2 separate regions of the Homo sapiens genome follow, and region 2 is linked to region 1. Evidence: chromatin loops called from intact Hi-C (ENCODE). Cell type or tissue: heart right ventricle. All regions are shown on one strand. Each heading gives the region's core, and the rest is flanking DNA. Links, peaks and the distances in the headings are about the cores only. Region 1 overlaps ANO10 (anoctamin 10). Region 2 overlaps SNRK (SNF related kinase).

What was found. Hi-C counts contacts between places; a loop is a spot of excess contacts. Peaks named below come from ENCODE experiments on the same cell type or tissue, not always from the same donor. Only the 100,000 strongest peaks of a DNase experiment are listed, where the experiment ranks them.
Region 2: a loop joins it to region 1, with 2.5 times the contacts of the local background. A loop is called at or near these places in 2 of 110 quality-filtered maps.

Annotation. Positions count from the first base shown.
Region 1 is chr3:43,418,092-43,433,902 of GRCh38, reverse strand. ANO10 (anoctamin 10) reads left to right here. Exons shown (of 13, transcript NM_018075.5): 12 at 1,176-1,292. Among named protein-coding and RNA genes, the nearest start is that of SNRK-AS1, 74 kb to the right of the region's middle. In heart right ventricle, for the core only: a CTCF peak has its summit at 7,352; DNase peaks (open chromatin) are centred at 7,332 and 10,450; H3K27ac peaks cover 5,968 bases.
Region 2 is chr3:43,297,109-43,312,919 of GRCh38, reverse strand. It overlaps SNRK (SNF related kinase), which reads right to left. Exons shown (of 7, transcript NM_017719.5): 2 at 13,105-13,166; 3 at 9,128-9,822. The coding sequence starts at 9,716. Among named protein-coding and RNA genes, the nearest start is that of SNRK, 18 kb to the right of the region's middle. In heart right ventricle, for the core only: no CTCF peak of the experiment used is centred there; no DNase peak of the experiment used is centred there; H3K27ac peaks cover 2,250 bases.

The DNA of each region.
Region 1 (15,811 bases), core at 3,525-11,524:
GCCTTTTAATTATTTCTTTTAAAATTCACAACTTTTAATATTTAGTAACTCATGCTGTCACCACAGAGGCAGCTTTATCCTTTGATCACTTAGATTTCTGTGGGTGTTGATTCTGGATCACAAGATGATCTGGATTCGGAGAAGTATCAGTAGGTTGAGCCTATACATCTGAACAGCGGGATTACCAAGGGAAGCAATACCATTGGCTTAATTATACATCTCATATCATTATGTTATAGAGGACTTCTTTATGATGCTTGTGTGAGAAGGAAAAATAATAGCCAGGTTTTAAGTTTTCCATATTATAATGTCTGTGTACTTACCATATATGGAGTCAGCAGCATAAAGTTACAATCATTGAATTAATCTTTATTTATTATCACATCATAAAAGAAAATGCACCAAATGCTATGGGATTAGAGGATTCATGACACCTTATTTTTAAGATACATGTACGTTTCATGTAACTCAAACTGAAGTGCAGCACAGGGACATTGGGCAGAGAGTGGAGTGACAACAAATATTGTATACTAAGATGCGTTTCTAGAAAAGAGTTTGTGGAAGACTTCAGAATAAGCCATTTTTCTATAAAACATTGAGGGTACCCTTACGGTATCAGTTTACAGGAATACCTGGTTTTAAAAAGAATAAAGTTGGCTGGGTGTGGTCGCTCAACACCTGTAATCCCGGCACTTTGGGAGGCCAAGGTGGGTGGATCACCTGAGGTCAGGAGTTTGAGACCAGTCTGACCAACATGGTGAAACCCCCGTCTCTACTAAAAAATACAAAAAAAATTAGTTAGGTGTGATGGTGCACTCGGGAGGCTGAGGCAGGAGAATCACTTGAAACTGGGAGGCAGAGGTTACAGTGAGCCAAGATCGTGCCACTGCACTCCTCTAGCCTGGGCAACAGAATGAAACTCGGTCTCAAAAAAAAAAAAAAAAAAAAAAAAAAAAAAGAATTAAGCAAAGTCAGTAATTACTGAATGTACCACAACAGGGTGGACTCACTCAGTACAACTCATGGGCCTGCTTGGTCTTTGATACTTCACAGGCCAATACTTAGAAATTACCCAAGATTAATATAAATAATCCTAGATTGCTTAGATATCAATTTATTTCCTTGCATATATGGTCTGATGTATCACATCAACATGTACTCTTTCTTGTTTTCAGCACGCACTCCTGGCTTTAAAGTTTATACTTGCATTTGCCATACCTGATAAGCCACGGCATATCCAGATGAAACTAGCCAGACTGGAATTTGAGTCTTTGGAGGCACTCAAGCAGCAGGTGAGAGCAGCTGTCCTGAAAATGTATGTATTGCTTTAGCAAATGACAGGAAAAATAATTCAGAAGAATCAGTCTCAGCATTTTTTTCAGCCTTGAAGTTACCAGTTTAAATGAATACAGAGGACTCCAGTTCAGGATGACATAACAAAACCAAAATCCTAACAATATGAGCAACAAATAGGTTTAAATAACTAAACTAAAGAAACAAAAATATTCAGGCAATGTTAAATAAAGAATAGAGCTAGCATTCAGCAAAAGAACAAGACAGACATCTAAGAATCAACCTGGGGCAGCTCCCCACAGCTTCCAGTTTTGCCATCTACTGAAACATTAAGTGAGGAGAAGTGAATGAATAAAATCCTGAATAATAGCTTTCAGAGAGCGAGACAGAATGAGATCAGGTGTGTAGAAGCAGCAAAATTGCCCTGAAAGGAGAAACTGTGCCTCAGTGACTTCCACATTCTACCAGAGACTACAAAAAAAAAAAAAAAAAGCCATGCTGGAGTTGACCATTTTGGTGATTTTCTGCTTGTAGGAGAGTGGGAGTAGACAGAAGATCCCTAGACACCTGGAGTATCTCTCACTTGTTATCTTTAGTGCTGCATAGGAATTTAAGAAATGAGAGAATCAGTAAGGCATTGCCATCTGAGGGGACAAGCTCTGGGCAGAACCTCCTGGACACATACTCCTTCTTTGGCCTCCAAACCACTATGCATAGAAATATTTCTTCTTACATTTGGGGAGTGGGGAGAAAAAAAGAACGTGAAGAGGACCCACCTAAGATGACCCTTTGATCAAAGCCTGAGGGCTCCAAGGGTAGTGCGCCGGACAGGAGAACCCCACATCAAACCAATACTTGCCCTGATGAGGCAGGGTGACTCCAGAAGAGGACTTGTGATAAGAATGTGGAAAAGAGGATGAACCCAGGCCCACTAGCCATAGCTGTGCTCATGTTTGCCACACAGTAGGTGACAAGACTAAGTTACCTGCATTCCTAGAGGTTGGGCAAGTTCACTTTTGGCATGTGGGCTAGCCAGTGTGTCTATATGGTAAACCGGAACCCAGCATCATGCCCAATAATGAAACTCCAGAGCATTCCCAGCAATGGCAGAAAATCCATCATCATCACTGACAGCTAGCATTCTTCTAGAGGTACTAACCAAAGCAGTTGTATAAGAGGAAGAGATAAGTTCAAGTAGAAGAGGCAAGATTATCATTACTTGAAAATCAGAGGATTAGGCTGGGTGCAGTGGCTCACACCTGTAATCCCAGCACTTTGGGAGGCTGAGGTGGGTAGATCCCTTGAGCCCAGGAGTTTAAGACCAACCTGGGCAACGTGGTGAAATCCCGTCTCTACAAAAAATACAAAAATTAGCCAGGCATGGTGGTGCACGCTTGTAGTAACAGCTACTTGGGAGGCTGAGCTGGGAGAATTGCTTGAGCCTAGAAGGTCAAGGCTGTAATGAGCCATGATCATGCCACTGCACTCCCGCCTGGGTAACAGAGTGAGACCTTGTCTCAAAAAAAAAAAAAGAAAAGAAAATTAGAGGATTATATAGCTAAAAATAAATTATTAAAAATAAAAAAATTTGGTAAGGAAGCAAGTTACAAAGTTTATCTAAAATCGTGTTTCTTTTCACAAGAAATAATCAGTTTGAAAATATTTTTGATGAAAAATTCACATTTACAGAAGAAACCAAAATGTAAAAACTTAGGTGGTAATTTATGGAAACAATATAGATAACTTATAGAACAATTTTTTTTAAACTTTACTGGGATCAAAAGATTCAATCTTGTAAATATCCAATACCAATTCAAATATATCAAAATAAACATCTGAGAATAGCAAGGAAACTTCTGATAAAGAAGAAAAATGGGGACTCTCACTCTTGTCAGATATTAAAATGTATTCTGAATAGTACAATAATTATAATTAAATACATTTTAAATTAGGGAAGAAATGGAAAAATCAGTGGAATAGAGAGCATTGAGTCCATAAATGGGCCCAAATAAAACTGGGGATTTCATTTATGGTAAAAGTGATATTTTATGTCAATGGAAAAAAGAAGGATTATTTGTTACACAGTTTGATGGCAAACAGCTGTTTGGGAAAATTATTATACTTTATTTTAACTCATTCCTTATGAACCTCCCCACCACCACAAAATTCAAGGTTGACAGATTTAAATGTAAAAAATGTAAACCATAAGAAGTCTATTAAAAGTCTGGGTGTATCTTTTAGTGGGAAATGCCTTCCTAATCAAGACACAAAACCCAAAAATCATTAAAAAAAAAAAGATAAAGTAAAATACATGAAAAATGAAAACTTCTGTATGACAAAAAATAAGCAAACTCAAAAGATAAATTGGACAAACTGGAAAAATATTTTCATATATAACAAAGTCAATATCTTTAATTCAAAAAATAATTTCCACAAATCTATAAAAAATGACAGTCCAGTAATGAAAGGAAAGCATATGAAGAGATGCTCAACCTCATTCAAAATGAAAGAAATATAAATTTAAACACCAGTGAAATACCACATTTCGCATGTTCTATTGGATTATGTCATGATAGCCTGTCCTCACTGGATTTGGGAAATGGACATTCTTTTATATATAACTGACAGAAGTGTAAATTGGTTCAGTCTTCCTCGAATTGCAGTTGAATTTAATTTCAATTACTCTCCAACACCAAACAAACCTTACTAGGGTAATGGTTGTATCTGAAAAGAGTACCAAAATTTAGTCATTGAAACATTTTTATTAGCAAAAATCTGGAGATAACTAAATTCCTCAATAGGAGAATGGTTAAGTAAATTATTGTATATCTATACAATAAAATTCCAGTAACCTGCTTTTTTAAAAAAGATCTGTCTATGCTTATGCATGCACATACACACTGCCTACATTTTTGCAGCTATTGAATTTATGACTAAAAGATTTTAGGTGTCAGTTTAAAAATGCGTGAGAGGGCATAAAGCATCTAAAAACTTTATGAGGTATGTAAGAAAAAAAGCTGAATGTACAGCCTTGTCTCTGGAAGAGTTTTAGTTAATCAGATTTCTCCATTGATTGCATTTCTGGTGACATTTTGTAGATGGGGGCAGGCAACTTCCTGGCTGGTGCATACATATCTTAACTCCAGGTCTAGGAAGAATCATGCTTCATGTTACTCAGGATTTCGTGGTATATCTATACAGTAAATTTTATGGTCTGTATATACCATAAAATTCCATGAATTTGCTTTTTTAAAAAAGATATTTTGAAAAAATCACTCAGGATTTCATGTTACTACTTGTTTGTCTAAAAAGGAAAGGATTCTTCTTGAGAGAATGAAATTATACCTCATTCCCTATGAACCTCCCTCACCACCACCAAATTCAACATATTATTAGTATGTCTCATGTTACTAAATACATTTACCTAAAACTCCAAATGCAGGAGTGTTATATTTGCCATTGAGGGTGTCATGGATATGTGTTTACTATGGATATGGCTAAATGACCTCTCAAGTCATCTTAGCTCTTAGATTCCCATATCTTCAGGTACACTTTACCTGACAGTGAGGCAAAGCTCTAATTCCAAATTTATTTATGCTCATCTTCTTTGAGAAATGAAACACTGACCAAAATCCTCTCTCATACAAGTTGAGTATCCTTTATCCAAAGTGCTTAGGACCAGAAGTGTTTTAGATTTTGGATTTTTTTTTTCAGATTTTTGAATAGTTGCATTGTATTTACTGCTGAGCCTTCCTAATGGGAAAATCTGAAATCTGAAATGCTTCAATGACTTTTTTTTTTTTTTTTTTTTTTGCATTCACAAAGTTTCAGGATTTTGGGGTATTTCAGATTTTCAGATTAGGGATGCTCAACCTGTATTACTTAAAAAGAAGAAGAAAAATCTAAAATATGTTATGTCTCTTTGAGATTTTTTTCCCCTGAGGACATAGATCTGATTCTCTGGTTAAAACCACCTTGTAAGAAAAGGTGATTCTGAAGGGACAGATGTCTAACAGGTTCCATTCAGTATACTTATTGAATGCTTTCTAATAGAACGTTCATAGCTTGCCCTGAAGGTGATTTTTAAATTTGTACATGTGCAGCTCTAATGTCTCTGATCCATCAAGTGGGCAGACAGCAATGATGAGTGTTGTCAGGCTCTCTTAGGGCCTTGCAAACCCAGAAGAAGTATTCTCCCTCCCTGTCTCCACTAAATTTTTTTCTTTTAATTATCAATCTGAGAATTAAAGGTTCAGGGTTGGCTGGGTGTGGTGGTTCACGCCTGTAATCCCAGCACTTTGGGAGACCGAGGTGGGTGGATCAGTTGAGGTCAGGAGTTCGAGACCAGCCCAGCCAACATGGTGAAACCCTGTCTCTACTAAAAATACAAAAATTAGCTGGGTATGGTGGCACACACCTGTAATCCCAGCTACTCGGGAGGCTGAGGCACGAGAATCGCTTGAATCTCGAAGGTGGAGGTTGCAGTGAGCCAAGATCACGCCTCTGCACTCCAGGCTGAGTGACAGAGTGAGACTCTGTCTCAAAAAAAAAAAGGTTCAGGGTAAAAGTTGGACCAAAGATATCGTATGTAACAACCGCCTCTCACTCTCTTTTGCTGACTCAAGGCTTTGCTGCATGGTTGACACTGCTACATGGGCCACCCAAGTTTATGCCACCAACCAGGAGAGACAAACATTTTCATCACAATTCCTGTTTAGTCTCACTGCCCAGGAGGTCCTATAAGGTACAAAAGGTTACCTCCTTTTCAGAAACTCAAAAAATTAACTGGCCATGACTTCAGTTCACTTGCTGAACTAGTGCCATTTCTAGGATGGAGAATAGATTTCTCATTTTTCTTTAATCTGACATTTAACTATCTGCTTTGTAACTATGAGTAGCCTCAACTCACTGGGCTCCTCCCACGTAACAAAAGCAGAGAGAGCTTCTGTCAGGTAACCTGGTCAGTTTGTGGGACCAGATCAGAAATTGAGTTATTGAAAACATATTTGGGTGAAGTCTCACTATTAAGTGACCAGATATTGATAGTAAGCTTATCAGTAGAAATTATTACTTATGGATAGTTATTATGTTTAATTTATACCTTAATTGCTACTTTTCAACTCAAGTCTCATTTTATGGGCAAAATATGATTGAGAAATTTGACAGTCCTTAAATAGGGTTGTGCATTTTACATGTAAACCCTTGTGAAAAACACATGTACTTAGACCCTATGCCCTGAAGATTCTTCTTCCCTAAATCGAAGGTGGCGCCCAGGGACTTACATTTTTTTTAAAATGCTCCTGTGTCTCCACCCCACTTTTATCAATCCCCACCCCCCAGCAAAAATAGATTCCCAAGCATGGCCAGGTGAGTGCCAAGAACAAGCAAGTTTGAGGCCACCTTGTGCCACCTGTGGACAAGTCAGGTGGCCTCTTCGCACCTCAGTTTTTTATTTTTATATATTTTTTTTTCATAAAATGAAAGACTGGATTCCCCAGTCTATGGGAAGGCCCAAGAAATCTCCTTTTTAAACCAGCACATCAAGTGATTCTAATTCAGGGTCCTTGGATCCCATTTGGAGACATGCTCTGTGGATTCAGTTATTCTTCTCAGCTTGTGACAGGAGGAGTGGTGGTGGATTGCTGAAATGAATGTGGGAAGGAAATGTACTGAAAACAGATCTTTTTTGGTACAAATAGGAAGCTATGTGTGTTTCTAAATATATAGGCAAATTAGACATACTTGAAGGTGGGAGGCAAACTGAGGAAAATAAAATAGTTTACTTTGCATAGGGCATTTTCAAATGATTAGGCTTTATTTGGCTGAAACCTTTACAAAGAATTGTAGACAGTAAATATCATCCTAGTGATGCCCTTTTATTTCTCTTCAAATTGATTTATTCATCTCTCAGTCATTTTAAGATCCAATTAAAAATAGAAAGGATTCTAATGCAGGAACCATTTGATAACTCCGTGGCCTGGAGCACAAGGACAACATCCACTTAACCTGCTTCTGGGCAGTCAGCCCTCCTGGGAGCCCAGAACACACAGAAGCCAGGGAGCAGGGCTGGCTGCCTAGAGCCTTTGAGAAAGAAAACAGCCTCAGGAATCAGTTAAATGAACAAGAGAAGGACTTTAAGGAGACACTACTAATTATAGCTCTCAGGGGCCTCAAATTAGGTGTAGGACCCTTAACTAGACAGGCCAACTGGGCCAGGCCTTATCAAATAATGTCTTTGTTTTTTAGAGTTAAGTGTATTTAAATTAATTTATGTTAATGGAAAAACCAAACTCTGTAAGATATTTAAAGAGGTTTATTCTAAGCCAATATGAGTGACCATAGTCCCAGGGAACAGTCTCGAGGTCCTGAGAAAGTGCCCAAGGCAGTCACGTTACAGTTTGGTTTCATTATGCATTTTAGGGAGACAGAAGTTACAGAGAAAGACATAAATAAATACATGTGAGGTATACATTGATGCGATGTGAAAGGTGTGGAGGCGGGGGAGGGATGGGCTTACAGGTCATAGGTGGATTCAAATTGGCAATTGGTTGAAAGAGTCAAGCTTTGTCTAAAGACCTGGAGGCAGTAGAAGGAAATGCCTGAGTTAAGATAAAGGGGTTTGTGGAAGCCAAGGTTCTTGTTGGGTAGATGGTAGCACCCTTCAGAGGGGATACATGGTAAATGTTTCTTCAGACCTTAAGAGGTATCAGACTCTTGGTTCATCTCTCCTAGATCCAGGAAAGGACTGGCTGTATTAATGGATATTCTCTACAGACGCAGATTTCCCCCACAAGAGATAGTATTGTGGAACCATTTCAAAATACGTCAAAGAAATATATTGTGGGGTAAAATATTTGATTTCCTTTGGGGTCTGCTATCTGTCATGTGATGCTGTACTGCAGCCAGGTTGCAATTTGTTATCTTACTGCCACAAAGGGTCTGTTTTGACAGTCTAATGATCTCTATTTTAATGTTAATGCTGGTGGTAGTCATTTGTACCTAAACTCCAAAAGGGAGAATGTATAATGAGGCCTGCCAACCTCCCTGTCATGGCTGAGAATTCAGCTTTCCAGGATTCTCTGAGGTCCCTTTGGCCCAGGGGAGGGGGTCCGTTCTGTTAGTTGAGCAGCTTAGGATTTTATTTTTGGTTTATATTTAAGTATTCAGTGTTAAATTAGGTTAAATATTAACCTAATTTAATAGGTTTTTTTCAACATTTCGTAAGAACTTCTGAACTTCTTCCCCCCGCTCCATTTGTGCTCTCAAGTTAAGGTAAATAGAGGCTGGGCACAGTGGCTCATGTCTGTAATCCTAGCACTTTAGGAGACCAAGGCAGACAGATAGCTTGAGACCAGCCTGGGCAACATGGCAAGACCTCATCTCTATTTAAAAAAAAAAAAAAAAAAAAAGTTACAGTAAATACATAAGCATTTTTAATGGAAACTGTAAAATTTTACAGCCTAGAATTAAGGTGCTAAAGTATTTGACTATTGAATAGGTAATCACATATTAATCTGCTAACATCTAGTTCAGAATGAAATGTTAAATCCAAATACAGAATTAGCCTCTAACAAAGCCAATAGCCACAGTCCTTAGGAAGGGGTGGTCTACTTCCTGGGGCCCCAAGTCAGGTCTAGGCCCAGTAAAAAGTACCAAAGTTTATGGTATATCTATCATTTGGGTGGCCTGTCTGAGCCTGCCTCTCCCTTTCTTCTTTCACTGGAAGGTTTGTCTTCCAGCCCTGTCACCACCCAAAGGGTTCATTTCGCCCGCTGCCCAGATAGAGCCAATTTATCAAGACAGGAGAATTGCACTAGAGAACTAGTTTAATTCATGCAGAGCAGGTTGAACATGAGAGCAGTTTTATTATTACTCAAATCAGTCTCCCCAAAAATTCAGACTAGAGTTTTTCAAGGATAGTTTGGTGGGTAGGGGGCCAGGGAATGGGGAGTACCGACTAATTGGATCAGAGGTGAAATCACAGTGAGTCAAAGCTGTCTTCTTCAGCTGAGTCAGTTCCTGGGTGAGGGCCACAGGACTGGTTGGTGAATCTGGTGGAGCCATCAGTCCTCAGAAATGCAAAAACTGGAAAAGAGATTTTAAAAGACCGATCTTAGATTCTACATGTTATCTGCAGGAGTAACTGGGGAAGTTGCAAGTCTTGTGGCTAATTTGTTAGTTTTATAAAGGTGGTCTGGCTCCCAGGCAAGAAAGGAGTTTGTTTCAGGAAAGGACTGTTAATCATCTTTGTTTCAAAGTTAAACTATAAACTAAGTTTCTTCCAAAGTTAGTTCGGCCTTTGCCTAGGAATGAGCAAGGGCAGCTAGCTTAGAGGTTGGAAGCAAGATGGAGTTGGTTAGATCAGATCCCTTTCAGTGTCATAACTTTCTCACTGCAACGATTTTTGCAAAGGAGGTTTCAGCCCTGTGTAGCTGCAGAGAAGTGACTTGACCTTCCTGTATTAGAGTCCCCCCAACACTCAAATGGGGCAAAGTCAGAATGAGGCTGGAATGAGGCAATGTGAGTAAGACCCATTATGGAGCAGTGTGTTGGGGGAATGAGGATGATGAGGGAGGAGGAGGACCAACTCATGCATTCGCTGGGTGAACCCAGCAAGGAATTCTAGGATAAAATGGTACCGTAACATCAGATTTGCCTGGAGAGTCAGAATTCTACCTTTGTGGCAATCCCACCTATTTTCATGACCTAACACAGCTGGGCTGTAATAACAATGAGGTAGTAACAGCTGACATGTAGTGTGTGAGAACATGAGCCAGGCACTGTTCTAAACCTTTTGCATGTGCCAGTGTCTCTTCAGAACAGCTCTCCACGGTAGGGTCTGTTAGCCATTTGCAGGTAATTTTTTGCACAGTAAATTTCTCTCCAATTGATAAAATGATAACCTCCTTTAAAGATGATTAATGCACAAATAAATACTGGCTCCTTTGCACCTTTTGGGTCTAGCAAGATTCCCAAGCACTCCTACTTTGTAACTCTGACCACCAGTATACCTGCCCTCTGCAGTCAGCTTCACAGACCCCACCTCCTGGAGAAAGCCTTCTTCCCATTGTGTAACAGGAGCCTGGTGCCCATTTCTGTTCATTTGCCCCACTATAGTTTGTTCTGTTTCAGTCTCCCTTGTGAGCTGCGAGGTCCCCGAGGGCCAGGTGATGACTCACTCACTGCTGAGTCCCCTCACCCAGCATAGGGCCTGGCGCCCAATAGACTCTGAATAAATATCCACTTAATCAAACTGAGTTTGTTGACTCACATGTAATTCACAAGCCAATATATTAAATAAATAAGGACAAATGATGTCCTTGGACAAAAAAAAGAGTCTTAAAATAGATACTCTGGCAGAAATGGAAACAGGTCATGTGCCTTTCTGGGATCACTGGGGAAGAGAATGCATTCTGAAGAATTGTATGTGGACACTTTAGAAGGACCACATACCTTGCCTTGATAAAGCTCAAATCCTTTTTTTTTTTTTTCCAAAAAAAATCTGACTGTGATTGACATCAGTAACAAGAGTAGCTCCCCAAGATTGTAAAATAACCCCAAATCACGCAAGAAAGAATTCTAAAATAGTTTGTACTTTGCACTTGTACTTGTTAGCTAGAAAACTAATTCAGGCTCTGGAGCAATCCTCCTTTTATCACTGATGGGTAGACTTTTTCCTCCTGTATTTTATGTTTTCACTAGAGAAAAATTTCTTTAAAGTGCACAGAGGCATCCAGACAGTAAAATAAAACTACAGCTCTTCTGATCGTTGTCTTCCTCAGTAAACAATGTATGTAAGTGACTACTTATCTCATTGGTTTGCTAAGCAAACTGTAAAATTTATATATCTTAATATTCCCCGTAGATGTGAGAAACATGGCCAAATCATAGGCAGATTTATTTTTTCTTATGAAAACTACTGAATAGGCTGTGAAATGGAATAAAATTTACCATTTTTCAAGTCACCCCATTGATAGATTGGAAGCAATGTGGTAAGAGGGGGCCTGGAGGCACAGGTCCATTCCACAGAGAAAGGCCTTGGGGCCACTATGCTGTAGAAGTGATGGCTGTGTGCTTGGGACCATTTTCACAGATGTCATTCAAATGTATTTGCATTGGTAAAGAAAAAACTTGCCTCATAATAAATTCTAGAGATATCAGAATGCTTAAAACTATATTTAAAAACAACAAAAAAGGGTGGGCGCGGTGGCTAACACCTGTAATCCCAGCACTTTGGGAGGCTGAGGCAGGCGGACCACAAGGTCAGGAGTTTGAGACCAGCCTGACCAACATGGTGAAACCCCGTCTCTACTGAAAATACAAAAATTAGCCGGGCATGGTGGCACGCACCTGTAATCCCAGCTACTCAGGAGGCTGAGGCAGGAGAGTCGCTTGAACCCGTGAGGCAGAGGTTGCAATGAGCTGAGATCTCACCACTGCACTCCAGCCTGGGCGACAGAGCGAGACTCCATCTCAAAAAACAACAATAGCAACAACAACAAAAAAGATGTATTCTTTTTTAAAGTTAGAGTTCCAATCTCATATTCTGTATTAGATTAATAATTGCATTGCCATGATGGTCAACATATGGGAGAGCAGCTCTTCTTTTGCAGGTAAATGCCTAGGATTGGCTTATGTATCCATTTATTTACTTTTTATTAAATATTTTAGGAAATTAAAAGATTATACTGTTAGATGAAAAAGTTATGAAGAGGGAGGTAGAGATTTTATGTTACACGTATTTTACCACAATAAAAAAACTTTTTTTTTTGGAGACATGGTCTTACTCCGTCACTCAGGCTGGAGTGCAGTGGCACGATCACAGCTCACTACAGCCTTGACCTTCCAGGCTCAAACAATCCTGCTTCCTCAGCCTACCAAGTAGCTGGAACTACCAGTGTTAGCCACCACACCTCTCTAATATTTTGTATTTTTCTGTATATTTATAGTAGAGACAGGGTCTTGCCATGTTGCCCAGGCTGGTTTCGAACTCCTGGGCTCAAGTGATCTGCCCACCTGGGCCTCCTAAAGTGCTGGGATTACAGGTATGAGCCACCATGCCCAGTTCTTTTCTTTTCTTTATTTTTTGAGACAGGATGTCACTTTGTCACCCAGGCTGGAATGCAGTGGAATGCATGCTCACTGCAGCCTCGACCTCCCAGGCTCAAATGATCTTCCTGCCTCAGTCCCCCAAGTAGCTAGGACTATAGGTGTGCACCACCATGCCCAGCTAATTATTATTTTTATTTTTTGTAGAAACAAAGTTTCACCATGTTCCCCAGGCTGGTCTAGATCTTCTGAGCTCAAGCAATTCACCCACATTGGCCTTCCAAAGTGCTGGGATTACAAGTGTGAGCCACCGCTCCCAGCCCTGGCCAGTTCTTTTCTTGAGACAGTCTTGCTCTGTCATCTACCCTGGAGTGTGGTGGCGCAATCTGGGTTCCCTGCAACTTCCACCTCCTGGGTTCAAGCAATTCTCCCACCTCAGCCTCCCGAGTAGCTGGGACTACAGGTGTGTGCCTCCATGCCCAGCTAATTTTTGTATTTTTAGTAGAGACAGGGTTTCGCCATGTTGGCCAGGCTGGTCTCAAACTCTTGACCTCAAGTGATGCATCCATTTTGGCCTCCCAAAGTGCTGGGATTACAGGTGTGAGCCACCGTGCTTGGCCCCTGGCCAATTCTTTTTAAAAGATTATACTGTTGGCATCATCGAATTTAAAGATACTGGTCTATGACTACCAGACAAGAAGCTTTTTGGAAGCAGGATTACTCCAGAAATGTAGATTTATAATCGTTGAATGAAATAGTCATTAATTAAGTGAACATCATTAAGGTCAAAGCCCCATCCCTTTGTGCCTTTTTTCAACTATTAAGTGCTAATCCTTTGACTTTGAAATTATCCTGTGTGTGTTATAGTTGGGTATTAGATTCAGGAAACCATTATTAAATATTTAATATACTTTCCTACACCAAAAGTGTAGGAAACCACACTTAAAAAAAAACTTTGTTTTTAATTACTAGTAAACTGCTAAAATAGGAAATTTTTTGTTTACTGTAACAAACAGTATTCCTTTCCTTTCCTTTCTTTTTCCTTTTCTTTTTCTTTGTCTTTTTCCTTTGCTTTTGCTTTTTGTTTTTGTTTTTCTTTTTCTTTTTTGAGACAGGGTCTGGCTCTGTTGCCCAGGCTGGAGTACAGTAGCATGTTCACAGCTCACTGCAACCTGCAACCTGCACCTCCTGGGCTCAAGCTATCCTCACACCTCAGCCTCCTGAGTATCTGGGACTACAGGTGTGCGCCACCATGAAGGGCTAATTTTTGTATTTTTTGTAGAGACAGGGTTTCATCATGTTGCCCAGGCTGGTCTCAAACTCCTGGGCTCAAGCAATCCACCCTCCTCAGCCTCTCAAAGTGTTGGGATTACTGGCGTGAGCCACTGTGCCCAGCATATTTTTTACTTGATTTCCAATGCTATAGGATCTCAAGAATATGACTGAATATTATATTATGTAATAAACATAGAGAAACTGGGCTGAAATATATTAGTGATTGATAGGCTAGGAAATTTAGACTTTTAAAGTAAAGCCCTAAGAACAACATGTTTGCTCATTTGTTTCTTTCTCTTAAGAATAGAATGTAGAAAACAAGAAATGTTTGGATTTAAGAACTCTTTTAAATACTACCTAAAGGAAAATAATCACTTCATAAAGAAATAATGCTTATGAGAACATAAATAGTAATATAGTGAACCCATATGTAACTCAAAATGAAAATACAGATATTAAAATTCAGCAACAGCTGGGTGCAGTAGCTCACGCCTGTCATCCCAGCACTTTGGGAGGCCGAGGTGGGTGGATTGTTTGAGGTCAGGAGTTCAAGACCAGCCTGGCCAACATGGTGAAACCCCATCTCTACAAAAATACAAAGAATTAGCCAGCCATGGTGGTGCACAGCTGTAGTCCCAGCTACTGAGGAGGCTGAGGCAGGAGAATTGCTTGAACCCGGGAGGCGGAGGTTGCATTGAGCCAAGATCACACTCCAGCCTGGGCAACAGAGCAAGACTCCATCTCAAAAAAAAAAAAAAATGCAACAAATACTAATTGAATACATCTATGATTGAAACACAAAAATATATCAGAAGTTCTCTGCATCATATAATTGTCCAATGTTAGAGTTGAAAAATTCTATAGAAATGATCTTTTTAGGAATTCTGACTTTACAGATTAAGGAATGGATCTCCAGCTGTTGTTGTCAGCTTCTACGATGTTCTACAGTGATCCCTGCTGCCTAGTATTTATGCCCTTGTGGAGTCCTCTCCCACTTTGTATCTTGATTTTTCTGTGTGATCAGTAGAATACTGTAGAAATGACGTTATGTTTCTTCTGAGGCCAGGTCATTAAACAACATGATGGCTTCTGCCTTCTCCCTCTTGAATCACTCTTCCTCTTGCGAAGCTAGCTGCCATGTTGTGAGGACACTCAGCCAGCCAGTGTAGAAGCCTACAGGACTAGGAACATGGCTTATTGCCAACAACCATGGGAGCAAGTGATCTTGGAAACAGATTCTCTGGGCTAGGAGTTGGCAAACTTTTTCTGTAAAGGGCCAGATAATAAATACTTTAGGCACGTGGGCCATCCAGTCTCTATCACAGCTAATAGTTCTGCTGCTGTAATGCAAAAGCAGTCTTAGACATACGTAAATGAAAGAGCGTGGCTATGTTCCAGTAAACTTTGTTTACCGAACAGGCTGTAGGCCAGTTTTGGCTTAGGGACCTATTGCCATTCCCTTCTTTAGCCTTAGCTCTAAGCCTTTGAATGACTGCAGTTCCTGCCTACATCCTGACTATAGCTTTGTGAGAGACTCTGAGCCAGAGCCACCCAGCTGCTTCCAAATTCCTGACGCACAGGAAGTGTGAGATAATAAATGCTTGTTCTAAGCCACTAAGTTTTGGGATAATTTGTTACGCAGTAATAGATAACCAATGCATCAACAATCCAGGAAGGGAGGCTGGGTGACAGATGAACTGTTTGGCTATGAGTTAATCATTGTTGAAGCCAGGTGATGAGTAAGTTGGGGTTCATTATTCTCTCTACTTTTGTATAATAAAATGGAAAAAGAAAAGGAAATTGGTCACTAAGAAGGATATGTGATTTGTCTAAAATCAGACCCTCAGCACTTTGAAAAAGCCCATGCTGTACACCCAGGTCTCTGGCCCTAAAGTCCCATGTTCTCTTAGCTACCTCTCCCTGCATAAGTAACAACCAATAAAGATCTAGCCCTTTGGCTAAGTTTTCCTTCCAATTCTTTGTTTGTTTGTTTTGGTTTGGTTTTTGTTTTGAGACAGTCTCGCCCTGTCACCCAGGCTGGAGTGCAATGGCACTGTCTTGGCTCACTGCAACTTCTGCCTCCCAGTTTCAGACGATTCCCCTGCCTCAGCCTCCTGAGTAGCTGGGATTACAGGCACCTGCCACCACCCCCATCTAATTTTTTTATTTTTAGTAGAGATGGAGTTTCACCATG
Region 2 (15,811 bases), core at 4,010-12,009, 120 kb after region 1:
TATTTACGCCTTCTTTGATTTCTATCATTATTTTTTTGTTAGATGTGTTCTGTTAGATGTGTATCTAGGTATTTCACTTTCTTTGGCATGACTTTAAATTTCAGTCTCTACATGTTCATTATCAGTACAGAAAAGCGATTGATTTGGTGTTGATCTAATATTCTGTGATATTGCAGAATTCATTTGATATTCTAGGAATTTTTCTGTGGATTCCATGAGATTGTCTATGTACACATTCATGTCATCTGGAAGCAGAAACAGTTTTATTTCTTCTTTTCCTATCTTTATATAACTTTCAGTACTATGTTGAGTAAAAGTGATATATGTATATCCTTGCCTTGTTTCTCAACTTAGGATGAAAGCATTCAGTCTTTCACCATTAAGTAGGATGTTATCTGTAGGGTTTTTGTAGATTCTCTTTATAAAGTTGATGTTCCTCTCTATTCCTTGTTTACTTAGAGCAGGCAAAGAGTAATATTTTAATGTAGGACAAAATACAGATTTATAAAGAAAAGATGTCTAGTTTTTTACACACCAATATGTGTGAGGACACACCCCATGACTCTAAACAATTTCCATTAAATGCTGAACTGCAAATGAGAAATGTTGTAGAGAGTGTATATAGGCTTTTTGTTTATATTCAAGACTTAATCTAAATCCAAACATTTGCACTGTATCCATATGGAGCCATGTTTCAAGTAATTCAGCTTTCATTGATTATTGCATAATTGGTAGTAAGAATTAATGCAGAGACTGAATATTTCATCTTTGAAATAGTCTGTATACTAGGAAACGCCTAAAATAAGGGTTTTTAAATCCAGATCTGTAACATCCTAGAAGACTCCAAACCTTAGGTGAGATGGCGAAGTTCCCAATACCAAATTTAACTCATTTTAACTTGAAAATAAGAATTTTTAGGAAAGTAGAAAAAGGTCATAAATAATGTCAGGGTTTTACAACTATTGAAAAGTTGTGAATCTATTATTTAAGAAACAATTTTCCCATTTTAGAGTTTCTAAAATGAAGAAAATTTTAAAGTATCATTTTTTAAAGAGTAAGTTCTTTCCTAATGCTGCTCTGACAAAACCTTTACTTACCAAGAAATTCACTTGGAACCTCACTACAAGCAGGCCACCCCACAGGACAAGCAGCCAGACATCCATCGGTTTCAGCAGAGCCTGGTCACTCAGAGCAAAGACATTACTCCTGTCTTAGCCCAGCAGGCACAGGTTCATTGCCTTGTCTCTTCTTCCACTGAATAAACTGATGTGACAAGCAGCAATGAGCTCTCCAGGTGTACACCACTGCACTGCACTCTACCACAGGAATTCCACAGACTGCAATGAGAGATTCCAGGATTTTTCACACAGATCCTTTTTCCCCCTATCCTTTCTGACTCTGTGAAATCAACTTAATACACATTCTTGAAAGCCCAGAGAGCTGACTGAATCAATAGTGCATGAGCATGATCTAGCTACCCTCCCTTTTCCCAAATCCCTAGATACGACAGAAACAGTAGAAGGCAGGTAGGATCAGACTGAAAGAGGAAGCCAGAGCCCCAAAACCCAGCTGGGGGAGCTTCTGTGGTGCTCTTTTCTAGATGAGGCACACTGCAAACAGGAAAGAACTGCACCCAGACAACCATTAGAAGGATTAACTGAGGACTAATTTCCTACCTTATAATTCTACACTAGCCCCAACCATGTCCACGCAGACATGTGTTCCAGGTTTTCTGTAGATTGTCTTTATCAAGTTGAGGATGTTCCTCTCTATTGTGGACATTAGGAACACAGAGAGAGGGATGGTGTCCAAGAGGTATATTAACAACCTAACAAATAGTAAGACCAGATACCAGGGCTTCCCAGTTAGCTGTATGACCCTGCTCCTCTCCCATATCACTAGAGTACTCAGACACCATATTCACAGACAAGGTATCTGGAAATCTCAAAAACAGAGATGAACAAACAACTAACATCCCCAAGAACGTAGGAAAAATTGAGTACAATGAGAGAGAGGAACCAAGTTCATCAAACAGAAGCAGCAGCACCCAAGAAAACCTGCTTAATGAAGCACTTTCGGAACTGTTAAAATAAAAAAAACAAAATATGCTCCACCGAATCAATGAAATGTAGTTCTACAAAGAAAATTAGTCTTGCATCAGACTTCTCACCAACAACTTTAAAAGCAAAAAGATGACAGACAAGTATCTGTGAAAAACGTATCTTCAAAGTTGGGAGAAAAATGATTTTGAATATATATTTCTATATCCAGCCAAATTATCATTAAAATGTGAAGACATTTTAGACACATAAGGACTTGAATTTTTCACAAATCCTCTCTGAAAGGGTTTCAAACAAAACAAAGCACAATAAAAATAATCCAAGAAAGGGACAGGGAGGCCAAGAAATTCATAAAATTAAGTAAAAAGTAAGTATTTATTACAGACAAACACAAGCAAATAAGAATGTTATTAACCAAAAAAGAAGTAAAAACAAACGGATTCTTATTTGTAGGGTAGGAGAAATAATGTAGATACTGTCTGACTCTAGACATTAAAGGTGGACGCCAACACAGAGAGAAACAGATTACATGTCGTGCAAACCACTACTGGGGAAAGAGCAAAGAAAGCTTGAATAATTTAACAAAATATGGGTAAAGGTAATAAATAATAAGGCAAATGAAAACCACAAAATAAGATAGGACAAGTCCAAACACTCCAGTAATAATAAATATAAATAAATTAAATCCACCTATTCAAAGACTGATTCATAGATTAGACACGAAATACAGCTATACACAGGCATACCTCAGCGATACTGTGGGTTCGGTTCCAGACCACTGAAATAAAGCGAATGTTGCAATACAGCGAGACACACAAATTTTTTTGTTTCCCAGTGCATAAAAAGTTATGTTTATACTATACCGTAGTCTATTAAATGTGCAACAGCATTATGTCTATAAAAGATAATGTACATACCTTAATTTAAAAATACTTTACGAGGGGCACATTTTCTCAGAATCTCCCGGGGCTGTGTCACGGGCAAAAAATTAAAAAAACAAACAAACAACAAAAAAAACTTTATCAAGACCAGCCCAGGCAACATAGTAAGACTCTATCTTTACAAAACTTTAAAAATTAGCTGGATGTGGTGGTGCACGCCTGTAGTCCCAATTACTCAGGAGGCTGAAGTGCGAGGATTGCTTGAGCCCAGGAGTTCAAGTCTGCAACGAACTATGATCATGCCACTACACTCCAGCCTGGGCTACAGAGAGAGTCCCTATCTCAAAGAATAAAAAAAAAAAAAAACCTTATTTCTAAAAAATGAGCCTTCAATGAGTCAAGGCATAATCTTTTTGCTGGTGGAAGTTCCTGCCTTGATGTTGATGGCTGCTTACTAATCAGGGTGGTGGTTGCTGAAGGTTGGCATGGCTGTGGCTATTTCTTAAAATAAGACAAGAATGAAGTTTGCTGCATCATTTGATTCTTCCTTTCATGAAAGATTTATCTCTAGCATGCAACACTGTTTGACATATTTTACCTACAGTAGAACTGTAGAACCTCTTTCAAAACTGAAGTCAATTCTCTCAAACCCTGCCACTGCTTTATCAAACTTACTATGTAAGTTTACATAATAGTCTAAATCCTTTGTTGTCATTTCAACAATATTCACATCTTCACTAATAGAATCCATCTCAAGAAACCACTTTCTTCACCTGCATTCATGGATTTAAAAAAATTAAGATAAAACAACAACAACTAAAAAAAAACACTTTCTTTGCTCATCCACAAGAAGCCACTCCTCATCCATTCAAGTTTTATCAAGAGACTGCAGCAATTCAATCATATCTTCAGGCTCCCTTTCTATTTCTCTTCCTATTTCCACCACATATGCAGTTATTTCCTCCACAAACTGTGAACCCCTCGAAGTCATCCATGAGGGCTGGAATCAACTTCTTCCAAACTCCTCTTAATGCTGATATTCTGACCTCCTCCCATGAGTCACAAATGTACTTAATGGTGCATCCTTTCCAGGTTTTCAACTTACTTTGCCCAGATGGATCGGAGGAATTACTACCAATGGCAGCCATAGCCTTACAAGATGCATTTCTTAAATAGTAAAGACTTGGAAGTCAAAATTACTCCTTGATCCACGGGCTGCAGAATGGATGCTGTGTTATCTGCATGAAAACAACATCAATTTCCTTGTACATCTCCATCAGAGCTCTTGGGTGACCAGGAGCATTGTCAATGAGTGGCAGTATTTTAAAAGGAATGTTTTTTTCTTAGTAGTAGGTCTAAAATGGTGGGCTTAAGAAATTCAGTAAACTATGCTGTAAACAGATGTGTTGTCATTCAGGCTTTGTTGTTCCATTTATAGAGCACAGGTAGAGTATATTTGGCTTAATTCTTAATGGCCCTAGGATTTTCTGAATGGTCAATGAGCATGGCTTCAACTTTAAGTGGCCAGCTGCATTTACCCATAACAAAGAGTGTCAGCCTGCCTTTTGAGGCTTTGAAACCAGGCATTGACTTCTCCTCTCTAGCTATGAAAGTCCTACATGGGATCTTCTTCCAATAGAAGGCTGTTTTAGTTACATCAAAAATCTGTTGTTCAGTGGAGCCAGCTTCATCAATTATCTTAGCTAGATCTTCTGGCTAACTTGCTGCAGCTTCTCCATTAGCACTTGCTGTTTCATCTTGTACTTTTATGTTATGGAGATGGCTTCTTTCCTTAAACCTCATGAATCAAACTCTGCTAGTTTCAAACTTTTCCTCTGCAGCTTCCTCCCCTCTCTTAGCCCTCAGAGAACTGAAGAGAGTTAGGGCCTTGCTCTGGATTAGGTTTTGGCTTAAGGGAATATTGTGGCTAGTTAGATCTTTTACCCACACCACTAAAACTTTCTTCATATCAACAATAAGGCTGTTTCACTTTCTTACCATTCGTGTGTTCACTGGAGTGGCACTTTTAATTTCCTTCAAGAACTTTTCTTTTGCATTCATAACTTGGCTATTAGGTGCAAGAAGCCTAGCTTTCAGTCTATCTTGCCTCACTATGTCTTGCTCGATAAGCTTAATCATTTCCAGCATTTGACTTAAAGTGAGAGATGTACCACTCTTCCTTTCACTTGAACACTTAGAGGCCACTGTAATTAATTGGCCTAATTTCAATATTGTTGTATCTCAGAGAATAGGGAAGCCCAAGAAGAGAGAGAGAGACAGAGAGAGAGAGAGATGGGGGAATGGCTGGTAGGTAAAACAGTCAGAACACATACAACATTTATTGGTTAAGTTTGCTGTCTTATCTGGGTGCTGTGTCTGGCACCCCAAAACAACTACAATAGTAACATTAAAGATCACTGATCACAGATCACCATAAAAAATAAATAATGACAAAGTTTAAAATATTTTGAGAATTACCAAAATGTGACAGAGAGGCATGATGTCAGCATATGCTGTTGCAAAAATGGTGCCAAGAAACTTGCTTGATGAAGGGTTGCGGCAACCTTCAATTTGTAAATAAACAAAAAAACCGCAAGATCTGAGATGTGCAATAAAGTTATGCACAATAAAATGAGGTATGCCTTTGTTTAAAAGGGATAAATCTAAAGCAATGACAAAACAGAATTTAAGGCAATATGTATCAAGGAGTATACTTTCGTATTGATAAAAGGTATAACTCATCATGTAAAATATATTAGAAACTTTTAATATCTTTATTGTCAATTATAGCTTGACAATACCATGTATAAAGCAAAAAATGGTTAAATTACAAAATTCACAGATGAGAATAGAAGACTACCATTATTCTCTCAGAAAATGACAGGTCAGAATAAAAACATGTAAGGGTACAAAGGAACAAGGTGCATAATGCATAATCTTAAGTATGTATAAAAACTCCAAGTATACAAATATTTTAATCACATAAAGAACAGTCACCATGGTATGAATTACCATGTATCAAGCCACAAAGAAAATCTAAAAATAGTATCCGAAGCAGAAATCAATTGGGCATAAATTAACTTCAATGTACTAAAATTAGAAGTTAAAAACCAGACAACTAAAGAGAAAAATAAATCTATCCATTTGGAATTTTTAAAAAGGAACACCTTTCTAAATAACTTTTCAGTTAAGTAAGAAACCAAAGACAAATTTTAGCAAGGACAACTGCAGAGTGAAACCCCTAGAATGTCATCAGGGATTGTGGGAGAGGGCATCATATAGCATTAAAGTTAAAGATGTACACATCAGATATTGCCAAATTGTCTTCTAAATAGCATTAATAAACCATTTGTTAGAAATCAAGACACACAGAAATAAGCTTTTGATACATGATGCTATTAAAAAATAGGAAACCTCAAAGATCCTAGAAAGAATAAAGATGAAAGAAAAAAAATGACATCTAAAACAAAAAGTATAGTTGATAAAATCAAATCTGATCTTTTGAAAATAATAATAAAATAGACAATTCCTCAGCTAAGTCTCAATGCTGAGGACCAGTATACTATAAAACACTTATTCAAAAAAAAGAACCAAAGTTTTTTTATTTAGTAACATCTCACAATATAATGACAGATTTTAATATTTGTGTATGCTCATTTTACTAAACATTTGTGAAAAATCACTGACTAATTTTGGCATGATAAACTAATGTAGATTAACAGAAAGACACCTGTCCTTTTTTTTAAAAATAGCAATTCTATATTTATTTCAATCACACATCACACAATATAAATTGAAATAACTATAAATAATGAAAATGAAAAAGTTACCTATGAACTCCACCCAAGCCTACTTCACCAACACACGGTAATCATTTATCAGACTGGTGAACATCTTCCCAAGTGGTTTTCTTTTCCTTTTTTAATAGCTTTTTAAAAGTTTTATTATGCAATATTTAAGACATAAGGGGGGAAGAAAAAGGAACATTACAATGAACTCCTGTGTACCCACCACCCAACTTCAAAAATAAACATCACCAATACAGCTGAAAGCCTACAGATATGCCTGCCCCTCAGAAGTAACCTATCTTGCTCTCATGCATTCTTCAGAGTTTACTACATGTACTACATGTTCATGTACTCCTAAACAATATATAACACTGCTTTGTATGTTTTAAAATTTTATATAAATGTTGGCTGGGTGCGGTGGCTCATGCCTGTAATCCCAGCACTTTGGGAGGCTGAGGCGGGTGGATCACGAGGTCAGGAGATCAAGACCATCCTGGCTAACACGGTGAAACCCCGTCTCTACTAAAAATAAAAAAAAAATTAGCTAGGCGTGGTGGCAGGGGGCCGGTAGTCCCAGCTACTCGGGAGGCTGAGGCAGGAGAATGGTGTGAACCCAGGAGGCAGAGCTTGCAGAGAGCCGACAGGGCACCACTGCACTCCAGCCTGGGTGACAGAACGAGACTCTGTCTCAAAAAAAAAAAAAAAAAAAATTGTATATAAATGTTATATGTACTCTTCATCAATTTGCTTTGTTTCTCTTAAAAAGTATGCTTGTGAGATCCAATCATGTTGGCAAATTGTTTAATTTTCACCGTATACAGAATATGAATACTGAACGAATTATTCCCCTGCTGTACATTCAACAATGCTGTTAAAAACGTTCTTTGAAAATCTCTTGTATGCATAAGTGAGAGCTACTCTGAGGTGCATATATAGGAGAGAACTGCTAGGTTATCAGATGTGTACATCTTTACCTTTACCAGATATTGCCAAACTGTCTTCTAAATAAGAGTTCCTGATATTCTATGGTCTTACCAACACTTAGTTTTGTCTGACTTCAGTTTTTCCCAATGTGAAAAGTATGAAAGAGTATCTTATTTTTAATAGATTTAAAGAGTACTTTATTTTTAATAAGATACTCTTATTAAATCTGCACTAATGAGGGTGAAGATTTTTTCTTGGGTAGACATTTGTGTTTCCTCTCCTGGAAATTCCTGGCTTCACTGTCTGATTAGAATGGCTCCATTAATCAAAAATCTCCGCTCAGATATTCTAATGAAAGACTTCAGTGAAGTCTAGTTATCTGTAGTAGGCAGAAACTGCTCATTAACCCTTTCTTTTCCAGAACATGATAGTCATAACATGAAAATCAGTGTCTTGGTGTACAGAGTATTCAATATAACATCAACACTCTTCAATGTTAAGTGCACCTTTGTCATTAATCCTTTAACCTGCATTTCAAATTACCACAAATGCAAGCAGAATACTCATACATATGAATCTGACATCATGTGCATGTATTTTTTTCCAAGATTAACAAATTAAAAAGCTGACTGCACCTTCGGATCAACAAATCCTTTAAAAAAATTAAGAACAAATTCCTACATGATCTTCAAAACAAATACAATCCCAAGGAGACAAAGTTGACACAAACTGAAAGGCAGTAAATACTTTCACCACAAATAGATAAATCTTGACAAGTGAAAGAGCACAAAGTGTGTGGAGAGGGAAAGAAGGTAGTTAGGAATGCCAAAGGTACCACAATTCCAGAATCCACCATACAGAAAGCCTCTGTATGTCAGTTTCCTATTCTGAACAATGAGATAGACAATAACAACCCCACGGGTCGCTGTGAAAAGTAAACAAGATAATATGGGAGTGCTACACCTGTACCTGATTCAATATTATATTATGGATAAAAAATGAAGCAGAGAGGTCAAGCACTTGTTCAAGTTCACAGTTAATAAATGATTCTAATACCCAAATTCTTTATATTGCACTGTAATATTCACAGTACCTTTCCAATATGGGTCTCCAATGATTGTTAGACGATATGCACAGAGAGGAGATGGCTAAAGAGAGCCACTAAAAGAAAAATCTGAGGAAAAGCATTCAGACCTTAAGAAAAAAATGACAATGAACAGAAAAGAGATTACTTTAAATGATAACTTACTCATTTTCCTTTGTACTCACAAATATACTTTAGACATTTGCCATCTAAAGGTTGAAATAAACGAAATGCCAGCTTTAGGCATATATGGCATTTATGAAACCCAATTTGCTAGTTAAGGCCAATTTAACAGAAATTCTCTAGAAATCATTTTTAGATAAACAACCGATCTGACCAACTCTAGCTGGCAGAATTCAAATGGCCAAATACTGGACCGAGGTTACCTACCTACTGCAGGTGCATCATACTCATCACCAAGCAGAATTTCTGGAGCGGAATATGCAAGAGATCCACAGCTTGTAGTGAGCTTCTTCCCTGGTTGAAATTTGTTGCTGAACCCAAAGTCTGTCAACTTTACAAGACCTTGTTTTTCAAAGAAGACTACATTCTCTGGTTTTAAGTCTCTGTGAACCACATGGAGTTTATGGCAATAAGATATAGCATGAACTATCTGAGCAAAATACTTCTTGGCCAAGTCTTCATTAAGACCCTCCTCATGTTTCATTATATAATCAAACATATCTCCTCCATCCCCAAGTTCTAGAATAAGATATAGTTTGGTCTGGGTGTCAATAACTTCATAAAGGCGGACGATGTTAGGATGCTGCACTAGTTTCATGCATCTCACTTCCTGGAAAAGATGACCAGTAGCTAGAGTGTCCAGTTTTGTCTTGTCAATAACTTTTACTGCCACCTTTTCACCCGTAAAGACATGCCTGGCAAGTTTAACCACGGCAAAATGGCCTCGACCCAAGGTTTTATCCAGATCATATAATCCAGCAATCTTTCCATCATACCCTCGCTTAAATCCTGCCATGCTGGTCCAACAGAAGAAAAAATATTTAGACTGTTTAAAATAGATCTTCTCATATAAGAATATCTGGTGAATACAAAAAATTCATTTTCAATGTCGTCATGGATATCTACAAAATAAGAAGAGAAACAAAATTAAGTTTCTGCGACTTTTCTTCACAAACTTTAAAATCACTTCATTTTTTGTTTTTTTCATTTTAAGAGAAACTTGAAGAAAATAAATTGAGATAAAAAATGAGTCAGGGTCATTAATAAAACCTATTTTTACATTTAGACTTTATATTACAAAGGCTGAATTTAAATACCATATCAAGTTTTTGCAAACTGAAAAAAAAATTAGTTCATTGGAAGCAATTTTTTGGTGATGTGAGTAATAAGAAAACTGGCAAGTTTGATAAGCATGTTTAAAAAACAAACATTTTCTAAAAGGAATTTTAGTGTCTTAAAAAATAACGCAACAGTTGACAAGGGAAAACACAAAGAATAAACATTTGCACAGAAACCCAACAACTTTTCAGTTTCCCCAAGACCAACACCACTTCCTTTAAGTGCAAAAAAAAAAAAAAAAATCCATTCTGTGAAGGTTTCTCTAACTCTCCCAGCTGGAATTACCTTCTCTCCTCAATATCCCCAGAGCACCTTGGGACACCTCTATTCTATGTGGTCTTATTCTACAGGTATTTGGGTACACCATCTCCTCTAACCTGACAGTAGCAGGTTCTCAGGGATTTTCTATTCTAAGGTTCTATTTTTTTTTCTTCTACTTTCCCCCAACACCTAGAACAGTGGTTACAAATAGCATATAATCAAAACTGTCTTATTAAATTTTGAAATGCAACTTTTTCCAAAATGTTTAGGAGGTAATTGTTTGCTCTTGCATCACTACTGTTTAGGATAAGCTCCTGGCACATAGTAGGTGCTTAACATATCAGTAAACATATTAACATTGACTTTTTAAACTTATAATTGAATTTATATAAATGTTTTGAGGGGGTTCTAGGTATATGGTAGTAGGTACTTAGTAAATATTTGTTAATTTACTGGTACTCAGCAGTTATGCTGATTTTTAATGATTGTTTTCCAACTGTCAATCACAACCCAGCATAACGTGATTATATTCCAAGAGTAAACAGGCATGCATTCTTACAGATGATTTAAGTCTTAAAAATCATTTGGTTTTTAAGAACCACATTTCGTACTGTACTTAAAAATTTCAACTTTTACAATAAATGAATAGAAATAGGTTCCTATTTATAAATGACAATGACTCAGAAAAACAAACGTGTATAAAATTAAACAAGATGCAACTTTATATCTCACAGGCTGAACCCTCACTTTTGTTCTGACCAACATTTAATAGAACTGAGTAACAAAATCCAACAAGGAATATAGCAACCTCCTAAGGCTAGCTCTCTCCCATTAGTCAGTATCTATCCCTTTGACGAAGCTTTTTCTACTGCTCTCAATATACAGTTTCACATTTTCAGTTACATATTAAGAGCATTAATTATTGAGTCCACTTAGATAAAAATATCCCAAAAAACGAAATTTGACATATAATAGGTAAGTTTTTTTTTAATTTTTAAAAACTGCTATTTATTTTTATTAGAGACAGGGTCTTGCTATGTTGCTCAGGCTGGTCTTGAACTCTTGGCCTCATGCAATCCTCCTGCCTTGGCCTCCCAAAGTACAAGGATTACAGGCTGGAGCCACCGTGCCTGGCCAGTCAGCACTGGTCTCATTTTTATAGCTAAGGCAATAGGCTGCTCTAGGTACAAGTGACATTAACTACAAAACCTAGGATTCACACCTAATTAATACATTTCAAAGCCCACATTGTTTATAAACATTTGGCCACTCTAATCAATGCCCCATTTAGGATAATATTATTTTTAGAGTTAAAATACCAACTATAAAAGAAGCATAAAGTCACTTTTATATTTATACCACTTCAGAAATGATCTGAATTGCATACCTAGAACCCCCTCAAAAAATTTATGTATGTTAAATTATAAGTTCAAAAAGTCAATGTTAATATGTTTACTAATATATTTTTTGCACTTTAGTAATTATTGTAATAATAAATAGCACTACCATTTACTGAATGAGTATTACACACCAGTCACATACCAAATACTTCACATTATCCTCATTCAATCCTCACAATTCCCCTCAAAGACAGGAATTATTAACCCCCTTTTGAGGCACAGTAACTTGGCCTAGGCCAAATGGCCAGTGTGTAAAAGAGCTGGGACTGAAACCCACGGCTGTCTGACACCAAAGTCCGTGCTTTAAAACACTATGCTACGCTGTGTCTGCAAACTGATTTCAGAACCAAAACTATTAATCCTGCTATTAAGATTTTTAAACTATTAAGATTTTTAAATAAGAAACTGATACAATGCCTAGGTGTGTGTGGGGGGAAGCAAATTTCTTCCATATGTATATTATCCCTGTCATCTGAACTAATAACTTTAATGACAGGATTAACAGGAAAATCCAAATTGAAAGACCTTGCTTTATTTGGACAGCAGTTCCCCAAAAGAAATTTTAATTTGGGTATATTTAATTTTCAAATATAAAAACTCTGGGGGGGGGGCAGGAAACTATCTTTAAATATTTAACTTCAATTAATTACAAGGGCAATAATTATGCTTAAAATTCCACCCAAGTCTGTTGCTATTGCATAAGCTTGCAAATGCCACTTTAGCTTTCAAAACACATTCCTTCAGGCTGCCCCCAAGTTATATAACTTTGTTCTTTTCATCTATCATTTTAGTTTAGATGTGTTCCTGGAAAGTGACATATAAATCAGATTTTATAAATGAATCTGATTTTTGAAAATAAAAGTTTTATTACAAAAATAAATGAAAAAGCTTTTTTTTCAGAGCCTCAGACACCTAGAGATAAGTACTATTAAACCCTAATGTTTCTCTTCCCAAACCTTTGCCAGCAAGAGGGCACAGTGAAATGATTTTTAATCTATAGCAAGCTATAGATTAAATAGAAATAATCTAATTGGTATCTTCACAATGAGTACCCTATAGTGAAACAATCACTCTTACTACCAAATAATTTACTTTTTATATGAGCACCCCTTTTCCATAGTCTATGAAACCACAATTAAATTGTATAGCTAAGAACAGGACACAATGATTAACTGAAAGTTTAGACGAAAAATATCCTTGTTCCTGAACATCTTTTTAAACACTAGTCTACTGTCTAATCCTACTATTAAGTACATTTTGAGTTAGAGTACAAAGTAACTAAATCATTTTTTTTGATCTCTGAGGATCTTGCAGCTCCCAAAAGTCATTCTGAACATCAATGCCCAATGTTAAGATGTGGCTTATATAAAGTAAAGGTGAATTTGTACTGTCTCCAAGACATACCCTGCAAACTGCATACTGAATAATCCTTATTATCACAGTGTTTTGTTAGTTGCTTCTTTTTCCTAAAAGAAAATAAAGAAAAAGATACAGGTTTAGTTCTATTTGTTTGAATTTTGCTTAAAGTCAAAGTATATACTCTAAGGCTGGATCTAGACACATGTATAAAAATAGTAAAATTTGTCTTTAGTAACCCAGTCTCCTATTATCCTTCTGCCTTCTGTGAATTACAACTCCTTTAAGCGAAATTTAATAAACAGGGATTTCAGAGTGAACAGAGATTGTTCCAGGTAGACAGGTCAGAAAAATTATTCCACTGGAATGAAGAAATAATAATGAACAAGGCCGGGTGCGGTGGCTCACGCCTGTAATCCCAGCACTTTGGGAGGCCGAGACAGGTGGATCATGAGGTCAGGAGCTCAAGACTTGCCTGACCAATATGGTGAAACCCCGTCTCTACTAAAAATACAAAAATTAGCCAGGCGTGGAGGCGGGCGCCTGTAATCCCAGCTACTCAGGAGACTGAGGCAGGAGACTTGCTTGAACCCAGGAGGCGGAGGTTGCAATGAGCCGAGATGGCGCCATTGCACTCCAACCTGGGTGACAAAGCGAGACTCCATCTCAAAAATAATAATAATAATGAACAACAGTACAATTGCCATTTTTAAAATGCCTCTTGCAACAGGCCCCGAACTCACATTTCACTGAATCCTCCCCATGAAACTGCATAGTAGGTACAATGAGGCTTAACTTGCCTGTGAAGCAGCAGTCTCTAGCTCCAATCATGCTCAGCCTGGCACCAAAACCACCCAGTCTCTAGGAGCCCCTAAAGGCTCATGAAACCCTCACGCTATAGCAGCCAAGGACGGCAAGCTTTACAACACACTGTCCTCTAGAAGGCAAGTGGAAATCACTTATGATGCCAGCATTAGGGATCACACAAAGCACCTTCATCATCCGAGGACTGTCACTTGATAGTAACAAAGAAACTATCACCACAAACAAAAGGAATGTGAGCAAATCACTTATATCCAAACTTCATGGCACAATGAGGGAATACTGACCAAGGTAGCCTTGCAGGTCTTCCCATGAAAATAAACTATTACATGAATAACAGAGAGGCCTAAACATTCACATTATGCCAACATGATAATTTACACTATACACTAATGGTGAGAGGTGTCCAGGTAAAGTTCAAATGCACTTGGGAGAAAAGGAGTGCAAGGGAATGGAGGAAACAAGATAGGACAGGTGAAAGGACGAGGAAAGGTGGTTGACCTCTGGATATGAAAGCAAGTGTCCTGCCAGGAATGAGGGAATGTGGAGCAACAGTTCTGCAGCACACACAGGGCTGGCAAAGCCATGGGCACAGGTCCATATCTAGTGACAGATGAACCCTGGGATGCCTACCTGACTGGTTCTTCAGCTCCAAGAGGGATATAGTAGCTCCTTCCACTATCCTTGCCTGCTTCTCTTTTTCCAGCAGCCCCTGTTTCATCCCTAGTCTCTGTGGCAAAGCAGTGCGGTAGTACAGTAATAAGTACTGGTTCTAAAGACCAACAACTGCATTTGAATCCCAGCTCACCAATCACTAGCCAAAGGAACTCAGCAAGTTACCTTCACCTCTCTGTATGGTCAGTTTCTTCATTAGAAAATGTTAGTAATAAGAAAACAATCTCATAAGATATGGTGAGGATCAAACGACTTAATATAGGTAAAGTGTTTAGAATAGTGCCTGGCACAGAGTAAGCATTCTGTAAATACCAGCTACCACCACCACCATCATTGTTACAGACGACGTTCCCACCATCCAAGCAGAAATTCTTTCAGTTGCTGACCCTACTTCAAGCGAATGAATTCACCAAACTATTATCTCTCTTTTGCTTTCATAAGATAGACCAGTTCAGAAACTGAACTGCTGTTCAGTTTCCTAAAATAAATTGAAAATGAGTGCTGTAAGGTATAGGAAATAATGTCTCTAGTTAGGCATCAAAGACTGGGGGTTTTTCAATAAAATATCTCACAAAATGTAAGTATTTGCTTTTAAAATGATATTAATATAATTTTCTATCAAATTTAGCTTTTCAAAAAGGACTTAATACTCCTTTACATTTTTTCACATCAAATATATTCTTACAGAAAATCTCAAAAACAATTATGAAAGAAAAATCTGTTTAATTCAGGAGAAAACTACAATTAGAACATACAGACTAGTAAAAAAGGGGGGGAGGAATTTTGAAAAAAAAATCCATTATCCCACCCTTTATGATAACATCGCTTTACATTTTGGTATAGATTCTTTCAAATTATTTTCTATTCATAATATATGGCCAGACACAATTTTAAAAAATAAAATGGGGATAATACTTACGGGCTTGGGGGGATGTCAGGGTAAAAAGAGATTTGTAACTATTTTCACAATACTTCTCTCCAAAAAACAAGCTGGAAAAGTTAATACAAGACTTTCACTTTAGAAAGTTTAGAAAATGCATAAAAGCACAAAGAAGAAAGTAAAAATCACCTATACGCTCATCTATGATGACTTCTCATCAGGTCCGAGTGTACATCCTCTATACTTAACAGTTCTTTACAAAGCTAAGATTTTCGACATGAAGTTTGATAACTACTTTTTCCTCTATTTTATAAACTGAACATTTTCCCATGCACTAAGTTCTTCTAGATCAATATTTTAAATGACTATACAGCTAAG